Regions from separate parts of the Homo sapiens genome. Here all the other regions are linked to region 1. A link is an interaction called in ENCODE POLR2A ChIA-PET data of the cell type or tissue named here. Cell type or tissue: GM12878. All regions are shown on one strand. Region 1 overlaps KCNN3 (potassium calcium-activated channel subfamily N member 3). Region 2 overlaps KCNN3 (potassium calcium-activated channel subfamily N member 3). Region 3 overlaps KCNN3 (potassium calcium-activated channel subfamily N member 3).

The links. ChIA-PET counts read pairs that join two places held together with the same protein. Peaks named below come from ENCODE experiments on the same cell type or tissue, not always from the same donor. Only the 100,000 strongest peaks of a DNase experiment are listed, where the experiment ranks them.
Region 2: POLR2A ChIA-PET joins it to region 1 with 26 read pairs; 7 of 35 experiments call an interaction of 5 or more read pairs at or near these places.
Region 3: POLR2A ChIA-PET joins it to region 1 with 12 read pairs; 8 of 35 experiments call an interaction of 5 or more read pairs at or near these places.

Annotation. Positions count from the first base shown.
Region 1 is chr1:154,865,744-154,868,243 of GRCh38, reverse strand. All of the region lies in intron 1 of KCNN3 (potassium calcium-activated channel subfamily N member 3), which reads left to right. Among named protein-coding and RNA genes, the nearest start is that of KCNN3, 3.3 kb to the left of the region's middle. RefSeq lists enhancers at 1-139, 2,407-2,476. In GM12878, no CTCF peak of the experiment used is centred here; no DNase peak of the experiment used is centred here; H3K4me3 peaks cover 2,313 bases; H3K27ac peaks cover 2,092 bases.
Region 2 is chr1:154,805,835-154,808,334 of GRCh38, reverse strand. The region is part of intron 2 of KCNN3 (potassium calcium-activated channel subfamily N member 3); the gene reads left to right. Among named protein-coding and RNA genes, the nearest start is that of KCNN3, 63 kb to the left of the region's middle. In GM12878, a CTCF peak has its summit at 1,038 (motif pointing right); a DNase peak (open chromatin) is centred at 1,154; H3K4me3 peaks cover 425 bases; H3K27ac peaks cover 1,108 bases.
Region 3 is chr1:154,790,133-154,792,632 of GRCh38, reverse strand. The region is part of intron 2 of KCNN3 (potassium calcium-activated channel subfamily N member 3); the gene reads left to right. Among named protein-coding and RNA genes, the nearest start is that of KCNN3, 79 kb to the left of the region's middle. RefSeq lists an enhancer at 859-1,168. In GM12878, a CTCF peak has its summit at 1,194 (motif pointing right); DNase peaks (open chromatin) are centred at 702 and 1,052; H3K4me3 peaks cover 985 bases; H3K27ac peaks cover 1,153 bases.

The sequences.
Region 1 (2,500 bases):
GCAGCTGGGCGCCGCCTTGGAATCAGCTGGGGGAGCACCTCTCCTTGGGACGGGATGACAGGGCTTCCCAGGCGGTCCCCACAAGCCCGCGCCCCAGCTCAGCCCCAGTTCTCCCCTCCCACCTCAACTCCTCCTTGGGATAAATAAAGATGAGTGTGTGTGTGAGTGCGCGCCCGGATGGAGAACAGCAGGCACTGGCTTTAGCGGGGAGCTGGCCCCACTGCTCCAGCCTCTCAGTCCAGCCCCAAGACGGAGGAGGGGGTTTCCCTCCCAGAGGGAGTGGAGATGGAGGAAGGTGGGTTTCTGCCGATGCTCTGCTTGCCGGGGAGCTCTCCTGCTGTGGGCTGGAAGGCTTGGAGACCTGGGAATCGGTGGACAAGTGGCTCCACGATACCCCCACCCCCAATTTGTTGGTGTGTGTGTGTGTATGTGCGTAATGTTTGTACGTATGCATGCGCCTGCTTGTTGCTTGGGTTTTTCTATTTATTTGTCATTTGGGGCAGGGGGTGGCTTGGTGGGGGGGTGGCTGGGCGGGCTGGCCATCGGGTAGCTGGGAGGGGTTCAGCTGTTGGAGGTTTCAAATAGAGCTTGTTTCAGGCAGGGCACAGCTGCTGCGAGACTGTCACATTCCTTATTGAAATCCAGCCGCAAAAACCTAGGAGGTGCTGATCGGATTTCCCCCATTCCCAGCATCTCACTTTAATCGGTGATGGGCAGACTTTCCCGCCCTGGAAACGGGTGGGGCAGACCTGTCAGACGACCTGAATAGCCAGGACCAAGACTTCCAGGCAGAGGGTCCTCCAGCAACCCGGCTGCTCTCTCAGTGGGCTGCCCCAGCGGAGGGCAGCACCTGGAAGCCGCCTTAGTCAAAATAGCTCAAGGATGAGCGTCTCAGCGAGCAGAAGCGAGTGGGGTTTCCCTTGGAAGCGCAGCTCACTTAGTCATTCCCTGTAATGAGCCTCTGCGTCTGCGGGTCCTTCTGCTCGCTGCCTTCTCAGAACCGCCTCTCCTGCTGGGCGCTCCAGGATATGGGGCTGGCAGCCTCGCTAGGACTGGCAGCTGCCCTGGTCACAGCCCTGGCTCTCTCCAGTCCTCCCTTGGAGACCAGGGGCCCTCACTGGGGAAAACTGATGAAGGCCCAAATGCAAGGGGGGTGTGGGGAAGGGGCAATCCCAGCACCTTCTCTTTCAGTGACACCCGTAGTCAGAGTTCTTAAGGAAACGGCTATTCCCAGAGACAGTGGCTGTGCACAGATCCCAGTGTGGGATCTATGCACATTTGTCTTAACGCGACGGGAGAGTCACCACTCTGCAGGATCAGGCCCTCTTCCCTGCCTGGGGCAGGTGCCACCCCTGAGGGGGAGCTCAGGGAAAGGGGCTTTCCCAGAGATGCGGAAGGCAGATTTTAGGTGAATGAAAGGGGAGGCCACCTGAGGTGCTTGGCTCCCCGCATTTCTGAATCACAGACCCTCATAGCAGCAGTGGCGTGCACCGAGGGGGCAGTAGCTGAGAGGTCCTTCTTGCCTCAGCGGCCACTTCCTGTGTGCCTTGGGGCTGGTCTTGAGATAAGCAGAGCTCATTTAACTTGCTCACTCATTCACCCATCCCTGCACTGTCCATCCATGTTTTGAGTCATTTATGAAACAAGTATTTTCTGGGTGTCTCCTATGTACCAGGCCTTGTACACACTGCAGGGCCAAGATAGATATCCCTCTCTCCTGGAGGCAAATGGGAACATTTCAAGGAACTGGGCCAGAGTTGGAATCCCAGCTCTGCCACTACTATTTGTGTGATCTTGGATAAGTCATGGAGCTTTAGCGAGCCTGTTTCCCCAGCTGTCGAGTAGGGAGAATTAAATTAGAGACGTGTAAGGCACGTATCTGCCTGCTCAACAAATGGGACCTATTGTGATTGTTACTGATGATGACAATGATGAGAGGAAAGGAGATATCTTTTTCCTGTTATCTAACTCTGGCTGTAAAATTAGTTGGAGCTTTAACAGATTGGGATCTAAGACTTGTCAACGGAGTGAGAAGTTGTATCTGGGAGGGAAGAAGTCCTGAGAAGGGACTGGGTCTGACTAGAGACCACCTTTAAGCATGGTTTATTCTTGGGGGGAGGTGAATATCTGTGTCCCAGTTTCATGGAGGAAGTGGTCTCTACTCCTCCATGGTCTGGGTTAGTCACAGCCCAGGAGAGCTCAGGGACATTCAGTGGACCCTGGGGAGGGATGGGTGACACTCTTTTGCTGGAGAGCTTTGTGTGCCTGGTTGGCCCTGCTGACCAGTCTGGAGGCAGGCGGATGGACAAGGCAACCTCAGGGGTACCAGGCAGATTAGGTAATTCTGCCCATCCAGTGGCAGCTCCCACTCAAAGGCCCTTGGGAGGTGACAAACTTTTTTTTTCCCCAGGTGATTGAAGATTAACTAACCTTGTGCCTGAGCTGCTGCTTTCTGAAGTTCTCTGCTTTTTTTTCCGTGGGGTTGTGGCCTTGCTGTTCA
Region 2 (2,500 bases), 60 kb after region 1:
AGAAGCTCAGGGCTCTGCGGAATGGGAGGCATGCAGCTGATCGTAAAGGGAATGTTGAAAGGTGAGAATAGAAAGAAGGGCTGGAGCCAGATCCTGGTGAGCAGCAGCTGGAGCGATGAGGCACCCAGGTCTAAAATGGTAGTAGCCCCATTCTATCTATGAGAAGGGGTTGGGGGATGGCGATCTGATGGCGGGAGAGGGAAGCCAGGGAATTTGTCTTCAGGTTGCACCTGCAAAGCATTTTATGTAAGATGGAGAGAATGTCAATAGTCTGTATCAAAGACTGAGAGGTAAGAATGGGGATGGGAGACGGGTGTAGATTATGGTACAGGTTGAACCCCCCTCAATCACTGGGACCTGCTCTGACCTTAGAGTACAGGGTTGGGCTAGAGGAATGGTGGATGAATCTCCCTCCTTGGGAGATTGTTAGGATTAAAGATGAGAGCCACCTGGTACACTCTTGTTTAAGAGTCAGAGGAATGGAAAAACACCCCTCCCACCCCAAAACGCTGAGGTTCTGATCTCACTGACTGAACACCACCCAACCAGGAGCCAGGGCTTGAGGGCAGCCCGAGTTTGTCTTGCTCTGTCGGATCTTTTTGGATGTTTAGCAGGAGCGACACTGATCAGACTTCACAAGAACCTTAGGATTTTACAATTTTGCTCTTCCCTTATTGTTCACAAATCAAGCCTATGCCTAAAAATACACTCTTCTCCAGCAGCCTCGGGGACTTAGCTTCTCCCCCAGGCAGGGAGTTTACATCCTTCCTTTGCCTGCAGAATTCAACCTTGCAGGTTTGGTGGGGTGGCTGGAAACCGCCACCATCCCAGAGCAGGCTTCTATCCCCAGGGCCTGGCTGTCACCCGCAGCAGCAGTGACATCACCCAAAGCCGACTTTGTGCGGGGGGCTTCTGAGTGTTAAGTGGGCTCAAAAGGTTGAAGTGCGGGGGCAGGTAGGAGGAGCTGCGTGGCTTGGGAAGGAGCAGCTGGCGCTGTAGAGGGAATGACTTGCCCCAGCTGCTGTTGGGTTACGGGCTCGAGTTGTCCACAGCCACCAGGGGACATTTTTTCCTCTTCTCAGTTCCTCTTTGACCCTGCGCTCAGCTTCACCAAAACCACCTTGTTTCACCTTCTCTGTATGTCCTCGGCCTCTCCTTTCCTGCTTGCCTCAGTCTTTCCCATCTTTCAAATCTAAACATGTGGTGTCTGTTGCTGCGGGTTGACTGCATGTGTATGTGTGGTTTTCAAGCTGAATTGACAGGGCTGAGTTTTACAGCCAATACTGCCTGGCTCTGGAAGAAGAGAAAGAGGAGGACAATGAGGGACAGGATCTCTTGTAGCAGAGAACATTCTGATCCAAATGTCCTTTCAGGATAAATTTAGTTCCCGGGGCTGGGACCACATTCTAATTTGGTGGGAGTCCTTGGGCACCCTGGTGGGGAATGGCTGCTTCCTTCCTCACCTCCCTGGTCGATTTCAGGGACCGCAGGAAACCCAAGCCTTATGAACATTATACAGAACTGCAATTACAACAATCCTGAGCTGACATAAGATTTATTCATTGGGCACCAAATTTCCTTTAGGCCCCTTTCTAGTTTGTAGTTTTTGAAGCTGCTACATTTTTTATGGCTGGCACATCTCAAGGAGGAAATGCAGATTAATAGTCTGTACTGGCTGTGTTCTCATGCTCTCAGGATTGAATCAATAATGACTGCAGTATTAATTAGGCCTTTATGAAAAGAAAATGAAATATGGTATGACATGGAAGATTCTAGATTTAGAATCAAGAGTTCTAATCTCAGCTCTGCTGCCGTCTAATGGGTGACCTCGGGCAAATCACTGAATTTCCCTGAGTCTGTTTCCTCCTCTGTATAAACAGGTCATAATGCTGGCCACATGCTGATGTTGTGAGCATCAGCTGAGAGAGCTGGGTTAAAGGGCCCACCAGGGCCTGGCACAAACAAGAGACTTCGGTGACTTTAATTTTGGACTCTCCTTGCTAAGGAGATCACCACTGCAAATCCAGCCCTTTGCTGGTGCACAGTGGTGCAGCTCTTGCCTGTTCTTGGCAGCAGGTGGGGTACCCAACACCTTGAGATGAACTCTCCAAAGTCCTTGCTGACAATGTCCACGGTCCCTTCTTAGCTGGTGACCAGGAACACTCCCTAGGGGCCTCCCTTCTCAACCTTCCACTTCTCCTACCCATACCCCACAACGGCCCCATTTCCTGTTGTTTCTCATGAATAGAGTCTGGAAGTAGAAACACTAGTTCGTGCAGTGTTCACGGACATCACGGGGCTCTAGGAAGCCTCACATCACATCACTCTGACACTGACTCTCCTGCTTCTCTTTTCCATATTTAAGGATCCCTGTCATTATGTTGTGCCCATCTAGATAATCCAGGATAATCTCCCTATTTTAAAGTCAACTGATTAGCGGCCTTAATTCTATCTGCATCCTTAATTCCTGCTTATAACATAGTCACAGGTTCTGGTGATT
Region 3 (2,500 bases), 76 kb after region 1:
AAATCCCTCTTGCTGTAGTTAGAGCCTCTTAGGGACCAGTTAAACTGGAATAAGGGATGGCCATAACAAAACATGCAAATTCCTTTTCCTTTTAAAGAGAAATATGTCTCCTGGATATTACCTGAATAAACCCATCAGCTTGCTGTTACTTTTCTGGGATTATACTTGATGAGGATGGTTGCAGAAAGTCCTGTAAACATCTTCTATAGTCTGTATGGGGAGGACAAGTCCCACCTGTTTCCAGTGGAACATTCTGATTCCTGTTGTTACTCTATATTTACAGAGTGGGCTCCACTAAGAGCCCACCTCCTTCTGTCACTGGTGGAAAGGCTATTTAATATGATCCCAATTAGAGGGAGGAGGATCTGGGATGGTTGTTGGAACATGGCAGACGGGGGAGACCCGGAGGGAATAAACCACCCCAGGATGCTGTGTGACCACCTGACCCTCTGCAAAGCAGCATCGTGGCACTCTGTTCCCTTTCAAGGTTCCCACAGTGAGTGCCACCCATTTTTACCACAATGGCAACAGGATTTATGCTCCCACCCACTCTCAGTTCTGAACTTTCTATGGCTTTGCCCCTCATTGGTCATAAAACACGTGTCACCTGCCTCTCTGACTTGGCTTTTCTTGCAATTACATGGTTTCCTTTGCGATCTTCCTGGCCAGTGGAAGCAGAAGGATGCTTTTACAGACAGGGTATTATAGATGGGTTGGCAGATGAGGTGATTTCTGAGGGCCTGGCACAATGCCCAAAGGGACGTGAGTCAGCTCTCAGAGGAGGTTTGGTTTTTCCTTCCAAATTCATACAAACAGCAGTGAAGTTTAAAAGATCCTCAAGTGGATTACAACCCCCATTCATTTGGCAGCAGAGGAGCACAACTGTCAAAAAGTCCAGGTACTTTAAGCTGTGGAAGAGGCACAGAGTCACTCTCAAGTTGGACAGGGCTTCAAGCTATTTCTAAAATTAACATCGGGGCCTTTCGTTCCCTTTCGAGGTTCCTTTGAGGAATGGGTGAAAGCCACCTCTTCTTGACCACAGCAGTGACTGGATTTATTTTTGTCCTGTCTTCCTCCTCCACATTCTCAGTTCTCGAGGCTTTTTATTGTTTTTGGTTTTAGCCAGGCTTGGGCTGGTTGCTTACTCTCCGGTGTGCAGGGCTTCTAGAAGTGTTAGCCACAGCCAGCGGGAGGCAGCCGATCACCCATCCCACCTGCTGAGCTGTCGCGGGCAGACATCTGTTGAGCTCCTCCCCAGCACCAGCCGCAAGAATGTACCTGATGTGGTCTTTGCTCTGCAAGAGCTCTCAGTTTAGAGCAGTCTTTTTGAGAAAAAAAAAAAAAAAGTGGTATGATACACGTAATATAAAATACCATCCTAACTTGTTTTTTTTTTTTTTTTTTGAGATGGAGTCTCACTCTGTCACCCAGGCTGGAGTGCGGTGGTGCGATCTTGACTCGCTGCAACCTCTGCCTCCCAGGTTCAAGTGATTCTCCTGCCTCAGCCTCCCTAGTAGCTGGGATTACAGACATGCACCACCATGCCCAGCTAATTTTTGTATTTTTAGTAGAGATGGGGTTTTACCATGTTGGCCAGGCTGGTCTCGAACTCCTGACCTCAGGTGATCCACTCACCTCGGCCTCCCAAAGTGCTGGGATTACAGGCGTGAGCCACCACACTTGGCCTCATCCTAACCATTTTTAAGTATATAGTTCAGTGATGTTATGTTTACTCATATTGATGTGCAAACAATCTCCAGAACTCTTGTCTCCTGCAAACCTGAAATTCTGTACAGTATATACATGGGGGATGTGTTCCAAGATCCCTGGTGGATGTCTAAAACTGCAGATAGTACCGAATCCTACAGAGAGAGATAGTCCCAGATTTAACGATGATTTGACTTAAGATTTGTCGACTTTATGATGGTGTGAAAGCAACACACATTCAGCAGGAACTGTACTTTGAATTTTGAATTTTGATCTTTTCCTGGGCTAGTGGTATGCGGCATGATATTCTCTTGTGATGTTGGGCAGCGGCAGAGAGCCCCGGTCAGCCCTGTGATCACGAGGGTCAGCAACTGATACAGTACTCTACCGTTTACAGTGTTCAGTAAATCACATGAGATATTCAATGCTTTATTATAAAATAGGCTTTGTGATAGATGATTTTGCTCAAATGTAGGCTAATGTAAGTGTTCTGAGCACACAAGGCAGGCTAGGTTAAGCTGTGACATTCGGTAGGTTAGGTGTATTAAATGCATTTTCTACTTACAATATTTTCAATTTACAACGGGCTCATCAGGACGTGACCCATCATAAGTTAAGGAGTATCTGTAATGCTGCAATGAACATGGGTGTGCAAACATCCCTTTGATACTCTGCTTTTAAAAGCAAGTGTTCTTGGCTGGGCATGGTGGCTCACGCCTGTAATCCCAGCACTTTGGGAGGCCGAGGCGGGCAGATCACCTGAGATCAGGAGTTCGAGACCAGCCTGGCCAAC